Regions from separate parts of the Homo sapiens genome. Here region 1 is linked to region 2. Evidence: read pairs that join two places in POLR2A ChIA-PET (ENCODE). Cell type or tissue: PC-9. All regions are shown on one strand. Links, peaks and the distances in the headings refer to the core of each region. The heading gives the core; the rest is flanking DNA.

The links. Peaks named below come from ENCODE experiments on the same cell type or tissue, not always from the same donor. Only the 100,000 strongest peaks of a DNase experiment are listed, where the experiment ranks them.
Region 1: POLR2A ChIA-PET joins it to region 2 with 10 read pairs; 2 of 35 experiments call an interaction of 5 or more read pairs at or near these places.

The regions. Positions count from the first base shown.
Region 1 is chr1:224,559,771-224,569,872 of GRCh38, forward strand. It overlaps a transcript of CNIH3 not described here. Among named protein-coding and RNA genes, the nearest start is that of CNIH3-AS2, 51 kb to the right of the region's middle. In PC-9, for the core only: no CTCF peak of the experiment used is centred there; DNase peaks (open chromatin) are centred at 5,611 and 6,481; H3K4me3 peaks cover 878 bases; H3K27ac peaks cover 5,501 bases.
Region 2 is chr1:224,728,448-224,738,549 of GRCh38, forward strand. It overlaps CNIH3 (cornichon family AMPA receptor auxiliary protein 3), which reads left to right. Exons shown (of 6, transcript NM_152495.2): 4 at 2,015-2,127; 5 at 6,116-6,259. CNIH3-AS1 (CNIH3 antisense RNA 1) reads right to left here and starts at 2,145. Exons shown (of 3, transcript NR_187293.1): 1 at 1,851-2,145. RefSeq lists enhancers at 4,579-5,778, 5,170-5,309, 6,791-6,860, 8,335-8,394, 8,745-8,794. In PC-9, for the core only: no CTCF peak of the experiment used is centred there; DNase peaks (open chromatin) are centred at 4,154, 4,634 and 5,044; H3K4me3 peaks cover 2,047 bases; H3K27ac peaks cover 5,003 bases.

The DNA.
Region 1 (10,102 bases), core at 1,479-9,478, 170 kb before region 2:
TAAAGCAAACACTCAGGGCAAAAATAGTCTACTGCTAGCATTCCAGTAGGCCCTGCATACCCCTCCCCAGTTATACTCTTTCCCTCTCCCTAAAGGTAACCACTATCCTGGTCTTCATGGTTATGATGTCTTTGCATTTTTTTCCAATAGTTTTACCACCTAAGTATGAATCCCTAAATATGATATTTTAGTTTCAACTATTTTTGAACTTTATATATTTATAACTTTATATAATCATAGAATATGTGTCACTCAGCATTGTATTTGTGAAATTTATCTATATTGTTGGGTGTAGTTTTGATGCATTACTTTTCACTATGGTATGCCATAGAATGAATATGACCACAGTTTTACTGCTGGACATTTGCTTCATATTAATAATAGTGAGTAATGCTGCTATGAACATTCTTGGGCATGGCTTTTCATGTGTATATCCTATATTATGTAAAACCACTTCTAGGCACTTCCATACCTAGGAGTGGAATTTCTGGGTCACAGGATGAGCAATATTGAGTGGTAGATTTTGCAAACAGTTTTCCAAAGTGGTGGAATCATTTTACACACTCTTCAGTAGCACATAGGAACTTCTATTGCTCCTCATTCTTTTCAGCACTTTGTGTTATCTTTTAATCAGGACCCTCCAACCCCTGGTACCACTCTGTGGCCTGTTAGGAACCGGGCCCCACAGCAGGAGGCGAGCAGTGGGTGAGCAAGTGCAGTTTCATCTGCATTTAGAGCTGCTCCCCGTTGCTTGCATTACCACCTAAGCTCCGCCTCCTTTCAGATCAGTGGTGGCATTAGATTCTCATAGGAGCGTGAACCCTATTGTGAGCTGTGCATGCAAGAGATCTAGGTTACATGCTCCTTATGAAAATCTAATGCCTGATGATCTGTCACTGTCTCCCATCACCCCCAGATGGGACCATCTAGTTGCAGGAAAAGAAGCTCAGGGCTCCCACGGATTCTACATTATGGTGAGTTGAATAATTACTTCATCATATATTACAATGTAATAATAGAAATAAAGTGCACAATAAGAGTAATGCACTTGAATCATCCTGAAACCATTCCCCTGGGTCTGTGGGAAAATTGTCTTCCATGAAACCGTCCCTGGTGCCAAAAAGTTTGGAGACCACTGTTTTAGATTTTAACCATTCAGGTGTCTGTTGAATGTATCTCGTGATTTCAATTTGCATTTCCCTCGTGATTAATGATATTCAGCACCTATATATGTTTACTGGCCATTTGCATGGCCTCTTTTGTGGAATACCAGTTTGAGTTTCTTACCCTTTGTTCTACTGGGTTCTCTGTTATTTTGCTTTTGATTAACTTTTACCAGTTTTTAATATAGTCTGGTTATGAGCCTCTTAGTTATATGTATTAAAATGACACTTTCCCACTTTTGTTTGTCTTTTCACTCTTCTACTTATCAAAACAGAAGCTCTTAATTTTGGTAAATAAAAATTCTTAACTTTAATGTATTCTAGTGCATCTCTCTTTTCCTTTATGGTTTACAGATTTCCTTTCTCAGTCATGAATTTTCCTATATATAATTTTCTAAAAGTTTTATCATTTCAAACTTAGATCTACAATCCACCCAGAGCTGATTTTTGTGAATGGCATGAGAGGGAGTCAAGTTTCAGTTTTTGCCTTTGTCTATCCGTTTCACTTAGTACTTGAGAAGCTATCTTTTCCTCATTACTCTGATCTTTATGCTGGGGCCACACTTTCCCTGAGCTGCGTCTGTCCCTCATTGACATGTTGAAGGTACTAAAGCTGGGCCAATTCTGCTCGATGTGGCCTCTTCTAATGGGAACCTGGGCTTAGATACTACCCGTCAGCCAAACGAGACTTTCTTAGAACTGCAGTGTGGTCTGAGGATCTTCCTACCAGTCTTCTTTCCCTCTTGTCAATGGTGTCAGACAAGTGTGGTCTGAAGGCTCCCTCTGCCTATGCATGCTCTCTCCCTCTCTATCCTGCCCAAGTATCTCCCCCAACAAGTATCTTGCATGTCTGGTTCATGTTAACATCAGCTTATTGGAGGACCTGAGCTCACATAGGGTGAGTAGAACCTAGAATAAGAGAGTCATGCTTCAGTGTCAAAGGGACAAAGGGCTGGGCTAAGTTCAGGCCAAAAGAGAATGGATATGGAGAATGGATTGAAGGACTTTCTCGAAGAAGAGTGCATGGAAACTTGTGCCTAACAATGTAGAGGGCAAGGGAGGGGGTGGAGTTGAAGACACCTCCAACATTGAGACTTGATCACCATGTCACTGAAAAGGAACTCATTTGAGGGAAATATAATGACACTATTTCTATGCTAATTAAGGGATTTTTGTGGAAATAATTTAATAACAATGTTGTTACTTTTGTATTGGGCTTCAACAGTTTACTAGATGAATTTATACATCATCTCATTTACTCTTTAACCGGCTTTTGGAATACAAGAGAAAATGGAAGCACTTAGGGAGGTCCTATTTGACTCTCCTTTCCTGGGGTCTTCCCTGCTGACCCTTCTACTCCAGACTCTTCTTCACTTCTGTTTCCAAGGGATGAAATCACTAAATCACTCAGGTTAGGCCATCTCCAGTCAAGATAAAAGGTCGGGGTGGTGTTAGCATGTAGTGAGATGATGTGTGGTGGAAGAGATCTTAGGCCATGTGAAGGCTGAAAAATGTGGGTTTAAGGGAGAAGGGTCTGGGATATACATTGATTTGGCTGGGGACAGATTATTTTATAATATTTAGGGATGGTGACTGATATAGTTTGGATATTTGTCCCCCCAAATCTCATGTTGAAATTTGATCCCCAGTATTGGAAGATGGGGCGTAATGGGAGGTGTTTGGATCAGGTGGGCAGATCCCTCATGAATGGCTTGGTGCCCTTCCCATCCTAATGAGTGAGTGCTCACTCTACTAGTTCACATGAGAGTGGTTGTTTAAAAGAGCATGACACCCCTCCCCTCACTGTCTCTCTCTTGCCCCGTCCCTCACCATATGACACACTGCTCTCCTTCCTCTTCCACTGCAACTGGAAGCTTCCTGAGGTCCCCACCAGGAGCAGATGCTGGCGCAGTTCCTAACAGGCCACAGACTGATACCAGGGGTTGGAGAGTCCTGATTAAAAGATAACACAAAGTGCTGAAAAGAGTGAGGAGCAATAGAAGTTCCTATGTGCTACTGAAGAGTGTGTAAAATGATTCCAGCACTTTGGGAAACTGTTTGCAAAATCTGCTACTCAATATTGCTCATCCTGTGACCTGGAAATTCCACTCCTAGGTATGGAAGTGCCTAGAAGTGGTTTTACATAATATAGGATATACACATGAAAAGCCATGCCCAAGAATGTTCATAGCATCATTACTCACTATTATTAATACAAAGCAAATGTCCAGCAGTAAAATGTGGTCATGCTTCTTGTACAGGCTGCAGAACCATAAGCCAAATACACCTCTTCTTTTTATAAATTACCCAGTCTCAGGTATTCCTTTATAGCAACACAAAATGAACTAAGACAGTCACCTCACAAGGGTGTGAAGTGTTGATTTTTGGGGGGTTATGGATAAATCGTATCACTGTCAGAGAAGGGGAGAGAAGGACAATAGAAAGTAGAGCAATGTAGAGAAGGAATGATCGTTATGGGTGGGTTGGCAGAAGAAGGACAATACTACATTGAAATATTTTAGACGGGGTGTGTGTGTGTGTGTGTGTGTGTGTGTGTGTGTGTGTATTCTAGCCTCAGGGAGAGTGAGAAGAGGGGATTTGGTGGTTGGAAGAGAAGAGTGAAAGAGATATTGGAATTAGAAAGATTCTGAAGAACTTTAGAGTACTTAAGATTGGCATCCATTAGCCTAGGCTCTGTCAGCTAGCCAGTATTAAGTATCTCCCGTGGCTGCTGTTCAGTACGGATGGGACAGATGTTGTGTCTTAGGGAAGGGAGCTAGACTTTGAAGCTCCTTCCATTCTAGGATTGGACAAACAGGTATTTATTTAAAAGAACCAGATGGTTCAAAGGAATTTCTAATTTTATACTGTTGGGCATCAGGTTTCAAACTAAATTTGGGCTCTGTCTTCCAGCTTTCCTGTTGGCCCTGGATTGAGAATAGCCTCCTGTTTTACCAGCCATCTGGTCCCTCCAGATCTCTGCTGCTGAGTGACAACTCCAAATATCTCCCCACAGAGAGGACAGAATCTTAAACAAAATCTATAGGGTGAATATACATTTTTCTAATAGGTGAGATCCTGGAAAGGAATAGGTCCCCACTTTGAAAAGACCCATGTGATGAGAGTCACACTTATGTTTGATTTGATAAGTGGCTTCTTGAGCAGCCACATATTGAAGTGTACTCTCTACTGGATAGTCCATACCTGTGCTTCTAGATCTTTGATTTTGTAGAATTTCCTTTTCTAAATAAGCAGGCTTGTGTGCTAGTAATTCATCACATAGTATCAATAACTGTTTATAAATACCTGCTTGTGTGCTAGGCACTGGTGGCACAGAGTGGTAGAAGAAGGTGTCACTACCAGTTTGAACTATATCTCTGGTTTTCTAAAATGACGAAAATGGAGAATGATTTAGCTCTAACCATGACATGAATTTTTTGAGGAATAAAATCTATTATTTTCAGCAGGACCGTCTCTGGACAGAAGAGGCTAAGGCCATCCCAGGGCTTGATTTGTCTCCAGTGCAAGACAAATCGTACTATGAAGTCTCTTTGCTTCCTATTCTCAACCCCTCCCACTGGCAACCCAGCATTTTTATCAGGTCAAAGTGAATGACAAGGGTTAAAACTTGAAGAGGATGAGAAATCACACAATGCATCCATGTGACCAGAAGGGCTGACGATACTTGGATGGAGGTGTTACCACTTGGTTTGGTGAAGTCTGGGGTTTACATGCTTTGGAGGCATGTGTGAGCCTCAGGCCCTTCCTTCTGAGCAGCAGATGGCAGAGCCACCTCAATGCACTCTGCCAGCTGCCTGGTTCATGTGCCTGGGTGGGATTGTCCTGCTCTACCTTCCACAAGGATGGCTTTGTCTGCCAGAAAGAATAATCACAACTGAAACAAATGTGTAACGATACCTGGATAGATACAGCTCAATTGGCTCCTGACAGGCCTCTGGCTAGGAGGGCCTGAGCAGTTACAGTGGGAAGGTGGATGGTTTAGGACCAGACAGATGGTGGGCAGCTGTCATCCACTGCATCCCAGTCCCCTTCAGTCTCACATCACAAATGACCCTAAGGCTATGTGTGAGCAGATTTGAAAATAAAAAAGGTTCAGTTGATTCCATTTATCACAAGTTTTCTCAAGAACAGGCAGGCAATAAAACTGGTCCCCATTCCCCCAAATAGATTTTGCAATGCTTGAGGTCTCCTCTTAATATATAATGGAGGAGTTGCTAGGGTAGCTGATCTGAGTGTGTGTATGTCTCTGTCTAATAGGTTTTTCTTGCAAAAAGTCTTATAGTTATGGTTTAAGTTCTCATTGCCCAACTGTATACTCTGAGTCACTGTCCTGTCACAGCCATATTTCCGGCTGGCATTGTGTCTGCAACCAAGAGTGTGACTGCAAGAACACAAGGCACTGTGCAAAGATAGATGAGCTGTATGAGTCAGGAGTTCTGCTCTCCAGGTCTGAGGCTGTTCATTGCCTGGGTTTGTCCAGCGGGCCTGAAGCCATGGAGAGCATAATATTTAGAGGTGGCGAACCCGACACCACCCTGCTTGCATTCTTTGCTCCAGGCCTTCTGACCTAGTTGTCCTTTTCCTGTACCCCATGCTTGCTCCCTGAGCCCTACGCTTGCTGTTCTCCAGATTGAGGCTTTCTCCTCTTGCTTCATACTCCCCTCCCTCAGCCCACTATGCACTATGTCAGGCCAACTGGTCTTACTCTGCAGGAGAGTCTGAGATTCACTGTTGCTTCCTGTGGGGAGGCTTTTCTGAGCCCCCAGGCCTGGTGCTGTGTGCTCCCGTGGCAGCCCCTGCTTCTCCTGTACACCACATATTGCCAACTTGCTTCTGACTTTCCCCTACTGAGCTACATTCTCCATGAGGTAGGGAATTATGTGTTTATTTTTCCAGCACAGAGCTTGGTGCACACTGGGTGCTCAGTGGTTGAGCAGATGAATGGACCATCTCGGTGATTCTTTGCTTCCCTCACACTGAGAAGGTCTGGCCAGCTCGTTTCCCTTTCTCCTCTCCCTTGTTTCTTGCTGAATCTTCTGGAGCACCAGTGAAAACACAGTCCTTGCCTGGCTTTCTGTTTTTTTTTTTTTATTCTCTCCCCATTGCTTTAATTAACTTAGAAATTCAGTGGACTCTTAGACAAACAATAGAATTTGATTATCTCTATAGTATACCTGGATGCCACTTCTCTGAAGTCTGTTTGAATGAAGTGATAAAACCTTGTATGTTTTGTTTGTTTTCCAGTTGCCTCCTGGTTATAAAGCAAAGCCAAACTGGAGAGACCAGTGCCAGAGCCTTTATTACTAAAAGGTCAGCATTACTTGCAACTCTCTTTGGTTTGGGGCTCTTTTGTGTCACAGATGTTTTCTTTCCTTTATTTTTTTTTTCAGGATTAAGCATGAGTTTAATTTCTTCTTCTTTTTTTTTTAAATTATACTTTAAGTTCTGGGGTACATGTGCAGAACATGAAGTTTTGTTACATAGGTATACATGTGCCATGGTGGTTTGCTGCACCCATCAACCCGTCATCTACATTAGGTATTTCTCCTAATGCTATCCCTCCCCTATCCCCCATCCCCTGACAGACCCTGGTGTGTGATATTCCCTTCCCTGTGTCTATGCTCTTCTTCCTCAACTCCCACTTATGAGTGAGAACATGTGGTGTTTGGTTTTCTGTTCCTGTGATAGTTCGCTGAGAATGATGGTTTCCAGCTTCATCCATGTCCATGCAAAGGACATGAACTCATCATTTTTTATGGCTGCATAGTATTCCATGGTGCATATGTGCCACATTTTCTCTATCTAGTCTATTATTGATGGATATTTGGGTTGATTCCAAGTCTTTGCTATTGTGAATAGTGGCACAACAAACACACATGTGCATGTGTCTTTACAGTAGAATGATATATAATTCTTTGGGTATATACCCAGTAATGGGATTGCTGGGTCAAATGGTATTTCTAGTTCTAGATCCTTGAGGAATCGCCACACTGTCTTCTACAATGATTGAACTAATTACACTCCCACCAACAGTGTAAAAGCGTTCCTATTTCTCCACATCCTCTCCAGCATCAGTTGTTTCCTGACTTTGTAATGATCGCCATTCTAACTGGCATGAGATGGTATCTCATTGTGGTTTTGATTTGCATTTCTCTAATGACCAGTGATGATGAGCATTTTTTCATATGTTTGTTGGCTGCATAAATGTCTTCTTTTGAGAAGTGCCTGTTTATATCCTTTACCCACTTTTTGATGGGTTTGTTTGTTTTTTTCTTGTAAATTTGTTTAAGTTCTTTGTAGATTCTGGACATTAGCCCTTTGTCAGATGGATAGATTGCAAAAATTTTCTCCCATTCTGTAGGTTGCCTGTTCACTCTGATGATAATTTCTTTTACTGTGCAGAAGCGCTTTAGTTTAATTAGATCCCATTTGTCAATTTTGGCTTTTGTTGCCATTGCTTTCGGTATTTTAGACATGAAGTCTTTGCCCATGCCTGTGTCCTGAGATTTATAGCATTTGGACCAGAAGATACCCCAAGAGCAGGCAGTGAGCAGATCACTATCTTTACTCCTAGTCTGCCTTTTGTATTAGGTTGGTGCAAAAGCAATTGCATTTTTTTGCCATTAAAATTACTTTTGCACCAACCTAAATATAACTTGTGATGATGCAGAGCACCCAAACGAGAGAGTGTGTGATTGTGCAGGCATCCACTGTGCCTCTATTTTTATTTCTTCCAGCTTAGGGGTGTGGCTTCTCTCATCATAGTTTCACAAAAGGATTATTTTCTAGTCAAAAAGATAACCACCCAGGTAGAAATCAAGGTGAGGGGAAAGGACGAAACAGTTGTAGATGTTTATTTTTAGTTCAGTTGGCATAAATGACCCCACTGGGATGTTATAAGATCGAGAACCCGGAGTAGGGGAGCCTTGTTAGTCTTTGACTCTGAACAGACCTAGAGTCTGATCCTGTGGCATTCTTCCACCTAAGAGCAATTATTGGAGTTGAAAGAAAACCACTTAGTTTTACTCAAATTTGTTTTAAAATATTTATAATGAGGCCAGGCACGGTGGCTCAAGCCTGTAATCCCAGCACTTTGGGAGGACAAGGCGGGCGGATCACGAGGTCAGGAGATCAAGACCATCCTGGCCAACATGGTAAAACCCCGTCTTTACTAAAAATACAAAAATTAGCTGGGCATGGTGGCACGTGCCTGTTATCCCAGCTACTCTGGAGGCTGAGGGAGGAGAATTGCTTGAACCAGGGAGTCGGAGGTTGCAGTGAGCCGAGATCACGTCACTGCACTCCAGCCTGGTGACAGAGCAAGACTCTGTCTCAAACAAACAAGCAAACAAACAAAAAAAATTTATAATGAAACAAGACTTAGAAGAAGAATGGGCACCTAATAGATGCCAGCTACTGAGCTGTGTGTTTTACTTAGTCATCACCTCATTTAATTGTTTTGATTAGATATTGAGAATATTCATATAATATATATGTGATGTGTAAGGAATTACAATATTGGCCAGGCATGGTGGTTCATACCTGTAATCCCAGAGCTTCTGAAGGCCAAGGCAGGAGGATTGCTTGAGGCCAGGATTTCAAGACCAGCCTGAGCAACATAGTGAGACCTCATCTCTACAAAAAATAAATAAATTAGTCAGGTGTGGTGCACACCTGCAGTCCCAGCTACTCAGGAGGCTGAGGTGGGAGGATTGCTTGAGCCCAGGGGCTTGGGGCCGTAGTGAACCTTGATCACGTCATTGCATTCCAGCCTGGGTGACAGAGCAAGACCCTGTCTCTAAAATATAAAAAGAATTACAGAAGAGTGAACACCTGTGTTCAGCATTACCTTTGGATGCCCTGTAGAATCTGTCTTCTTCCCTTCTCAGATGTAGCTATTCTCCTGAAGTTTATTGTTCACTTTCTTTTTTTTTTAAGACAGAGTTTTACTCTTGTTGCCCAGGCTGAAGTACAATGGAGCGATCTCGGCTCACTGCAACCTCCGCCTCCCAGGCTCAAGCAATTCTCCTGCCTCAGCCTCCTGAGTAGCTGGGATTACAGGCATGTGCCACCACGCCTGGCTTTGTATTTTTAGTAGAGACGGGGTTTCTCCATGTTGGTCAGGCTGGTCTCGAACTCCCAACCTCAGGTGATCTGCCCGTCTCGGCCTCCCAAAGTGGTGGGATTACAGGCGTGAGCCTCTGCACCTGGCCTTGTTCACTTTTTTTCTAAAATGCTTTTTTACATTTTGCTATATTCCAAAACGACATGTTGTTTAGTTTTGAATGTTGTTGGACTTTAAACAAATGGAATCATACTGTATGAATTTTCTGCAACTTGTGTGTTTTACTCAGACATTTGATCTTGAGTTTCATCCGTGTAGTTGTGTTTCACTGTAATTAATTCCTATAATAAGAATTATATGGCGCTAGAGCATATAAATACACCACAGTGTGGTTTATTCATTCAGATGTGGATGAATGTTTGCATTGTTTCCATTTTTAAAACACGATCTAGACAAGACTTTTTCGATCATTCTTGTATGAGTCCCTTTGTGCACACGTACAGGAGCTCTAGGGTATAATCCTGCATGCGGACCTGCTGGATTACAGGACACATGCATCTTCATTCTTGCTAGATTATTTCTAATTATTTTTCAAGTGGTTGTACCAGTTGACACTCTCACCAGCAGTGTGAGTGTTCTGGTTTTTCCATCATAGCCAACACCTGATTTTGTCAGACTTTCAAACTTTTGCCAGTCTGGTAGGTATGAAATAGTATCTTATTGTGGTTTGTTCTTTTTATCTGATTATGAATGAGGTTGAGAATATTTTCTTTCTTTTTTTTTTAGACAGAGTCTGCTCTGTTGCCCAGGCTGGAGTGCAATGGCGCGATCTCAGCTCACTGCAAACTCAACC
Region 2 (10,102 bases), core at 722-8,721:
CCAAGGGTCACCACCTCTGGAATGATGGCTCCTTTGCTCTGATTCCTCAGGTGATTGCCTGAGAAGTCTAAGGTGAGGGTTAATGCAATTCATCTACACTGGACTTTGAGAATAAAGAAGGTGCCCCATAGTTACAAAATGTCTTACACGTGTGCTGTGCATGTCTTTATTTTTAATGTGTGCGTATGTGTTTCTCCCTCTGTGTCTGCCATCTGGGGTAGTTAGCTCATCTAACTAAATTGAGAGACCAAAGTCATGGTCCATACCCAAATGGGATGGTTTGAGGGAGTTTGTTCTCCACCCAAAGAAATCTTAGTTTGTAACCACAGGCTGCATATCTAATGCCAGCCAGCCATGTTGTAAACATATGCACTTGGTCATTTCAATGCACTTTACCACGTATTTGTTAAGTCTCTCCTAACTGCCATGCATTGTACAAAGGCGCTTTGCAAATGGAAATGAGAAAAGAATAGACGTTGGCTAAGATGGCTTGCAGAATGCTGGACAGAGGAATCTATCTGTATTGGAAGGTGGGAAGAGGATGATGACTCCACAATGGATAGATTATGGAAAGTACCCCTGGGAGGGGGTCAGAAAACATGCTGTGGGGCCCAGAGGTACAGGGGAGGGTGGAGGAACAAGGGACGGTAGGCAGAGCTCCCAATAGAAAGTGTCATTTGAGGCTGGGGACGGTGGCTCGTACCTGTAATCGCAGCACTTTGGGAGGCCGAGGTGGGCAGATCACCTCAGGTCAGGAGTTCAAGACCAATCTAGCCAACATGGTGAAACCCCCTTTCTACTGAAAAATATGAAAATTAGCTGGGCGTGGTAGCAGGCGCCTGTAATGCCAGCTACTTGGGAGGCTGAGGCAGGAGAATTGCTTGAACCCAGGAGGCAGAGGTTAGAGTGAGCCAAGATCACGCCACTGTACTCCAGCCTGGGCAACAGAGTAAGACTATGTCTCCAAAAAAAAAAAAAAAAAAAAAAAGGTAAGTGGCATTTGAGATGGGCCTTGAAGGATGTTTCAAAAGATTTTGATGGGAAGAACAAAGTATTCATGAGAGCCTAAACAATACAAAGTATATTTATATATTATATAAATAAATATATTTAGTAATATGTATCTATATCTCCCTATATAACTGGGTAAAATGGTGCATTTATATCTGTAGCCTTCCCTACTGCTGGTCTAGGTGCCAAATTTCTTCCTTACAGTTACCCTTTAGCTTACAACTTTGATTTCTGATAAAATGAAGTTACCCTTGGGAGCAGCTTTTCAATGATTTTAAGCTCCTTTTACCCATTTATACCTGTGTGGCTGGATTGGAGGTGGGAGAGCTTAGTCTTCCTGCTGGTCACACTTCCCACCATCAGGCCTTTCTTGGTCAGGATCAGTTTCTTCCCTCTTCCCCCAGAGGCTACACTGTCCCTCTTCATCATTGCTAATTGTTGTTTTTCTCGCGTTCCTCTTGCTCCATCCACCATCAGGCAAAATGCCACTGCCTTCTGAGGCTGGCCATTTTTTCCTGACCCTCCTATATTTGTGATAAATGTACATATTCACTTTAGGTTTGTGAGTTACTATAGGAGGATACACAGGGGCCAGAAAAACAAGAGCAGGGCAGTTATGGATTCATTAGAAACCCTTGCAGTATTTCTCCTAGTGGTCCTGCCTTGGGTCAGATGACACATGGGCTGGACCAGCTCTTCCAGTCTTCCCAGTGGCCATCCATGGGTGACCCCTAGGAGCAAGCGTGGTATTCTGTTAATAGTAAGCAGTGCACTGAGGGCTTGTGTCATTTGGGTTTGGGTATAATAAAAAGAGGAGTGCCATAAAAAGAAGAACTTACCAGAAATGGATCTGTGTTGGGGCAGTGGCTCTACGTTGCTGCAGGGAGGGCCTTTGTGTCAACCGTCTGTGAGAGGCAGTGTCCAGGCAGAAGTCAGCTGCCATAGAAGCAGGAGTGGCGTTTTCCTCCTCTAACTCAGGGCCGTGTCTCTGCTCCCTCTTCAGCTGGTGCTGCCAGAATACTCCATCCATAGCCTCTTCTGCATTATGTTCCTGTGTGCGCAAGAGTGGCTCACGCTGGGGCTGAATGTCCCTCTACTTTTCTATCACTTCTGGAGGTAAGTCAGACTGGGACTGGTATATCCTTCGTCTTTTCTGCCAGGGCAGCCTGCTCTCCAGTGATGATGTCACCCAAATAGACAGCTTCTATTGCCTTCCAATCATCCCTTCCTTTCTGGGTCTCTCTCTTTAAAGCCTGTTCCCAAACTGCTCTTAGGCAACAAGTCCAATAAGGAAAGGCCCTTTTTGTTGGTTTCATTAACCACAACCCCATCCCTTGTAGGTCAGTGTTAAAAGCATCTATAGTTGCATTCACAACAGCCAAAGAGTGGAACCAACCCAAATGCCCATCAGCTGATAAATGGAGAAACAAAATATGGTATATCCATACAATGGAATACTATTTGTCAATAAAAAGAAATGAAGTACTGATACATGCTACAACATGAAGCCCTAAAGAAAGTATCAGTGAAAAAAGCCAGACACAAAAGGCCACATATTTCATGATTCTATTTATAGGAAATGTCCAGGAAAGGCAAATCTATAGACAGAAAGTAAATTCATGGCTGCCAGGGGCTGGGAGGGAATGAGAATAGGGAATGACTGCTAATGGGTCAAAGGTTTTCTTTTTAGGGTGATGAAAATGTTCTGAAATTAGATAGTCATGATGGTTGCACAACTCTATGAATATACTAAAAACCACTGAATTGTACAGTTGTACACTTTAAAAGGGTGACTTTTATGGTATGTAAATTATATCTTAATAAAAAAAAAAGCACCTACCAGATGGGCTGGATTTTCTGGGACAGTTATAATTTCATAGATTCTATTCCCTGCTAAGACCATGTGTCAGATCATGTGATTTTTGGCTTTTTGTAAAATAGAGTCACCATATGGACACAGGAGGCAGAGGTGGGGGAATATCTAAATAGTAGAGAAGGTATTTGCGCAGATAAGTTGCCTGCCCTTGACCCTTTGCTGCCAGAGCATTGGACCCCAAAGTGTTTTATCATTTTTATTGTACCATAAAATCTGGCTTGAATTTAGCCACACCTAAGACATGCACTCCTTCATTTAGAAAACATACGGGATACATAGTACACGCCAGGCATTGTGAGGGATTTCACGTTAAGTGTAAAGCAAAACCTTTACCCTTAAGGAACGTACATCCTAGTGGTGGAGGGAAATATGTTCTTAACAGACATATGAGGAATACTGGTAGGAGCATAGAGAAAGAAGCACTTAAATTAGACTCAAGAGTGACATTGGAAAAGCACATTCCAGGGCGAGGGCCCAGCATGTGCAAAGGCCCAGAGTTAAGAGAACACTTGTTGTGTTTGGGAAACAGTAGTTGCTCAGTGAGGTTGGATGTAGGGTTCTTGGAGGGAAATAAGAAGAGACAGGGTTGGCAGGCAGCTGAGAGTATGGTATGGAGGGCCTGAAATGATTTGATGGGGAAGGTGGAATTAATTTATTCTCTAGGTAATGAAAAATGATCAGAAGCTTTAGAAGAAGACAGTGGCATTACCTGATCTGATTTTTAGGAAGGTGGCCTGGGAAGCAGTGTAAAGGATGGGTTAGAGGGTGAAATATTGAGGATGAAATCCAATGAGGGGGTTATGGTGGGAACTCCAGGTGGAGAGGTGAGAGAGCCTTGACCCAGGTGGTGGGAGTCAGAATGGTGAGAGAACAAGAGAAGCTGTGGAGGTGAACTGGATAAGCCTTGGCCCATAATTGGGTGCAGGTGAGGGAGAGAAAGCCTCTAGGCTGCGTGGCCGGGAGGTCGATGGTGCCATTGACCAGGGCCAGCAGGGTAGAAGAAATCTCAGATTTAGGGAGGAAGGAAAAAGATTCGGTTACATCGAGAAGCCTCACTTTAAGTAAAGGCAATCTGCTCTCATCTGAATTAGAGAGAAGTCAAATAGAAGATCCAGGATTCACAACAACCAAGTGAGCTGGGTTTCATTTTCTGTGTTTGATACATGGGGACACAGAGACTCACAAAGGTTAAGTCAACTTAACCTGTGTTGCTCAGCTCGGACGTGGCAGGGCTGAGGTTACACCCCACCTCTGTACGAATTCCAGTCTGAGTCCCTGCCACCTGACACACTGCCCCAGGGGCTGGCTCTTCTCCTCCAGGAAAGGAGTTCGTCCCAAGGTCCTTCAAGTAGGGGGCTGTCAAGGCAGGGTATCAGAAATGTGATTAATGGACAAAACATCGATCAGGGCACTGCTTCGTGGGGCTAGCGCTTGTCCAAAAGGGAGGAAAAGGAGAGGCAGCCAGTGTCCGTAGACTAGGAAAGTTGATCTCTATGGAGGAAGGGAGGGGCTGCAATCTCCTTGCCAATAGGGACTTTGTCTTACCTTTTTTTTGAATCCCTGACAGGATCTAGTCTAGTTCCTGGCAATTAGTAAGTTCTCAGAACATGAAAGAAAAAAAAGAATGAGGAGGGGAGGAGTCCTTTAAAAACCAGAGCCCTTGTACACCCTTTATCCCCCTTTTTACTCCCCCTCCTTCCCAACAGGTCCAGACCAGTGACATTTCACATACAGAGAAAGTCCCCTCCTGCTCTGGCTCTTAGTTTGCTTAAAGGAAATAGAACTGTCTGCTGTTGACTCAGTACCTGTTCTTCCCAGGTTATTTGCATACATCGCCTCACATAATGGTCACAACAGCCCTTTGCAGTGGGCAATTCCATCCCCATTTCACCGATGAGAAAGTTGAGGCTCAGATGGGTTAATGACTGACCCAAGGAAAGTCAATGTGGTGACTGGTGACTGGCAGGGCCTTTGCTGTTTCCACGGAGCCACATGGCCACCCTGCCCTTCTGCCTCCACTTAATGAGGTCACCTGGGAATAAAACCACAGTGACAGCAAATAGCTTTTGAGATTGGCTCCCAGGAAGAGGAGAGATGAGTGGCCTGGAGGGCTGTGAGCTGGCAGTTGTCATCGAATCTGGCTTGTGATTTCTTTTCAGCACAGTGTCAGTGACAGATAACGTCAGTGCAATTCTCTGAAGGGGAAGGAGGAGGGAGCTGAGATTCCGGATCTGCGAGTTGCTACATTGCAGGATGTTCTTCAAAGCCAGTGTGATTAATCTCCCGGTCGGAGCCCTCTCCCTGGGCCCTTTACCACCATTGAGAACCACTGTCTGTCCCAGAGCCCAGGGAAGCCATTTATTTGCACTCCTGGCCTCTGGGTGGCTTTACCAGAATGACTGAAAAAGGAACTCACTGAGAGATTCCAGCTGTACTTTGTTCTTGGGCTCCGGCAGGAGGCTGTGGCCAGGTCCCTGGGGGCAGTGTCCTGGGGGCAGCGACCACTTCCCAAGGGACTCAGGAGGCTCAGACTCCTGCCCCAGGTCTCACCAAGCCTGACGGCTCCCCTCCTCAGGGGCTGTGGCCAGGTGAGCCTTGGGAACGTAGTATTTTGAAGTACACACAGTTCGCGTTAGCTGCTCCCCCTCCTCCTCTTTCCCACCTACGTTCTTTCACTCACCCAGCTGCCGTCCAGGGCACGCTGTCTCCCGACAGATGGCTGATGTTCTTTTTGAGTTCTAGGTCCCACTATCAAGAAGGAAAGCACCTGTAAACTGCTCTGCGCTCAAGTGAGAATAGGATGTCCCGAAGTATTCAGGATTTTCAATAAGGGTCTGTGTAAAGTAGTTTTAGGGTAGAATGGAGGTATGGTGGCATCCCAGCAGTGGTGGTATAGCCCTTTACCTCTGCCTGCACTTGTCCTGAGAGGCGGCTCTTCCTCAGACTCCTAGGCAACGCCAGGTGACACATTTCCCCTTCTGTTGGAGCAGCTTTGTATATGGGTGAAATTGCCATGATGCCAGTGGATTGGAGTATTTGGGGATTTACTACCTGCTGGAAGATAGTGGCTGAGCCACTCTTCAGCGGTGCTTCAACTGTGATTTGGGCAGAAGGCAGGCAATTGCTTGGCAGGGATTGCTCGACAGAAGCCCTGCATCGGAAGGGTTTGCCCAGGTTACGCCAGAAGTACCAGGACCTCAGAGACAATGATGTCCTCTCTCCCTGCAGGTATTTCCACTGTCCAGCAGATAGCTCAGAACTAGCCTACGACCCACCGGTGGTCATGAATGCCGACACTTTGAGTTACTGTCAGAAGGAGGCCTGGTGTAAGCTGGCCTTCTATCTCCTCTCCTTCTTCTACTACCTTTACTGGTGAGTATCTGCCCCTCCTGGTGGTTTTGACTCCTGCAGCAAAAGGAAGAGAATTTCAGGCTGGCCTCTGGGAGGCGTCCTTTGGGAGATGGCGTGCGAGGGTGGGAGTCATGGCCATTCAGGTGTAGTCCCAGCTGTCTGACTCTGGCTCAGGAGCAAGGGCTTCTGTATAAACAAGTAAGGGGGCAGGAGATCCTGCAGGAGGCCTTGCCTGCTGATCGGCACATCCTTAGGGCCACGCAGTGAAAACACCCTCTCAACATCCCTTTGGAGATAACTGGTGAAGTGCAGTTGGCTACTCCTTCTTCCCTATAGGGCTTCCTGCCTCTCACGACTTTGCAGCTCAGCCCAGCAGGTTGCCTGTGGCCACAGGGGCTCAGGCTCATCCTCACTGTCCCTTGCCCCAAGGATTCTTGGGAACCATAACAGAGGCCCCAAACTCCCCACCCCAGCCCCACAGTGGCTGTCACGGTTCATAAAGTGGCATTTTGTGTCGCTAAATGCTTCATTTACAGTTTTCCCAATATTACATAACACCATTCCAATTAAGAAAAACCTGCTGACTTTGCAGTCCTGTTTCAGGAGTGTCCCTTCTTTTCACCTCTCCGCTCAGAACATCCTAACTAAGCAGATAGCTATAAACAGACTGTCTTGTGGTTTGACACCACAGAGAGTGCCTTTTCCGCAAATGTCTCCTCCTCCTTCCTGCTCCTCTTTGGCTCATCTCTGGGGACTCTCACCTGTCACTTGCGATTCCATCATTACCTGTGGCAGGGCCATGGTGATCTCCAAACCTCCCGGTGATGTCTCCAAAAGGGCATGGTTGACAGCAGCCAGGTGAAGAGGAGGAGGGGTCGGGATGTTGGACTGCACGCCACCCCTAGGTTTGGATTGGGCTGTGGCAGGCCAGAATGTGGCTGCATTTGTCCAGCATTTTTTATTTTTTATTATTTTTTAATTTTTATTTAAAGATGGGGTCTCACTGTTTTGCCCAGGCTGGAGTGCAGTGGTGCCATCGCTGCTCACTGCAGCCTTGAACTTGGCTCAAGTGATTCTCCCACCTTAACCTGAGTAGCTGGGACTGCAGGTGTGTGTCACCATGCCCGGCTATATTTTTTTTTTTTAATTTTAAAATTTTTTGTAGAGATGGGGTTTCACTGTGTTGCCCAGGCAGGTCTTGAACTCTTGGGCCCAAGTGACCCTTCTGCCTCAGCCTCCCAAAGTTCTGACATTTAAAAATGAGCCAGGCTTTGTGCTCAGAGCTTTGTACGTATCGCTCAATTTATAAGATAAATACTATCCTCACTCACATATGAAAAATGAACTGAATCTGAGAAGTTAGATAATTTTCCTGAATTCCAGCTATTAGTGTCACAGCTGTAAGTAGTACATCTTGAGTCCGATTTCAAAGACTGAACTCCTTTTTCCTTTTTCTTTTTTTGAGGGTATCACTCTGTCTCCCAGGCTAGACTACAATGGCAGGATCATAGCTTGCTGCAACCTTGAACTCCAGGCTCAAGGGATCCTCCTGCCTAAGCCTCCTGAGTAGCTGGAATTATAGGCATGTACCACCATGCTCGGCTAATTTTTGTATTTTTCTGTAGAGACAGGGTTTTGCTATGTTGCCCAGGCTGGTCTTGAACTCCTGGGCTCATGTGATCTACCCGCCTCAGCCTCCCAAAGTGCTGGGATTACAGGCGTGAGCCACCGTGCCCAGTAGCTCTTAACTGCTGGCTATCTTAGAAAACCTCTAGAAAAGTCTTCATCAAAGTGTGGGGTAAGGAAGGGAGGAAGGTGTGCTTTTTAAAAATGCAGATTCCTGGGCTTATAGCTACCTATTCAAACTTTCCAGGGCTGGGCTCTGCGTTTTAAACAAGCTCTCTGGACAATCTTGGTGCACACCTTGGTGGCTCTGGAGCATTCTACTTGGTTCTGCCTTCCCTCCCCTTTACATCCCCAGTGTCCGCAGACTCTGTGGGGTGCTCTGGGATGTTTACTGCTCCAGCCTGCAGGGAGCCTGACGGTCTTTGAAGCCTCCGGAGATTTCTACGGTGCCCAGTGGGTTCACCTAAGTCTTTCTGACTCCAAGTCTGAACTATTTAACAACCAAAGGCTTGTCAGATGGGTTTCTGTCTTGGGAGACCTACAGAGTGTGGACAAAGCCGCCGTGGGCTTAGGGACTTGCCACCTTGGAGGTTAGGTTTTTTCCCTGCAGTGTGCTCAACCCTGCTTTCTTTGTGGAGCCACAGACTTCCCCTTCTGCAGAGTCATGGGCTGAGTGGCCTGTCCCCAGAGACAGCACTGTCTCTCCTCTAAGCCAACAGAATGAGACCATTGTTTTCATTAGCTCCTGCCCCTTTAGCCTGGGATCCACCTCAGTGTGGATGAAGACAGAGGCGAGACTTTCCCTCATTTCAGTTTTGTTGCAGTAACTGCTGGAGCCGAGGCGTCGCAGGGAAGAAGCCATATGAGTTCACAGGGAGGGAAGCGGCTGTGCGTGCTCCGCTGCGGGGGTGGGAGGGGGTGGGGTAGGGAGGTCTTGGCAGCTCCTCTCGGTTAGATGGGTGTGATTGTTCTGTAACCGAGTGTGTTCCAGACAGTCTGTTTGACTGTTTGTCCTCTAATTCATTACTTCAGTTTGGCCCTGCCTTCATGATACATGTGTTAATCACTCTGTTTCTAAAACAAAATTGGAAACAGTTCCTGCAGCCTCACTGGGACCCTGGGTGGCCGCCACGGGCACCCACATTCTTTGTTGAATCTGGCCCCTTGGTGCTCTTTGGGGCTGCTTAAAAGACTCTGTTTCTCCCACCTTAGGAGCTGCCAGCCCCTCAGATCCGGAGCTGGTGGAGAGCACAGCAGCGTCAGCGCAGGCCACCGTGGGAGGGAGGGAAGGGGACTCGTGTATGCAGAGCCATGTCTGAACTGAGCTCAGGGCTAGAGACCCACACAACAGCGGGGAAGACGGGGTTGATAGTTTATAGTTTGAGCTCCCTGAGGGGCTCCTGAGGACTTCGGAGAGGTTAAGAAATGTGTCTCAGGTCCCTGCTAATAATTAGCAACATCTGGCTTCAGAGCCTGTGCTCTTTCTTCTATCCTGTTTGAACCGCATGGCACCCATCACCCCACTTCTCAGGTTGCCTTGTGGACCAGGTGATATTTGAGGGTTGTGTTAGAAGGGGACTAGCTAATGCAGATACTAATACTAGCTAGTGAGCCCAGTGTGAACAGTGTCTGCTCTGTAGAAAGATTTTTTTCCGACCTGAAGTAGTAGGACCACCCTCCTGCGTGGTTATTCTGGATCATGCCTGTTCCTCCTCAGGTTTATTTCTCTCCATCTATGTTATTTATGATTTACTTGTTCCTTGACACTGGAGACCATGTTGGTTTCATTCACCTCTGCGTCTGCAGTGTCCTGGCCCGTGCCTGGCACTCACTGAATCCTCGTGGTTTGTTGTTACAGCTTAGCTGTATGCTTCCTCAAGGCAGGAATTGGGGCTGCACACTCACCATTTTCCCCAGCACTGAGAATAGTGTCTGGCATAACGAATGAAAGTGAGTAAACAAAGGTATCCACTTGAGGCTTAGTACTGTTATGCAAAAAGCACTGGCTTTGGAGTTAGAATGTGGCTTCTCGCCCTGCTGTCACTCCTCATCTGGCCCTCAGCTTCCCCAAGTAGAGTAAGTCCCTCTTGCTCCAGGTCTGACCAGTGGTTCTCTGTGTACATGAGGTGTGTGAGGTTCCTGAAGATGGAACTTGAGCTACTCAGAGGAGCTCATTGGGCATCCACAGCTGCAAAGGGTTAGAAGTCAAACCTTTTCATTTCTTTCCTTTGGTTTTAC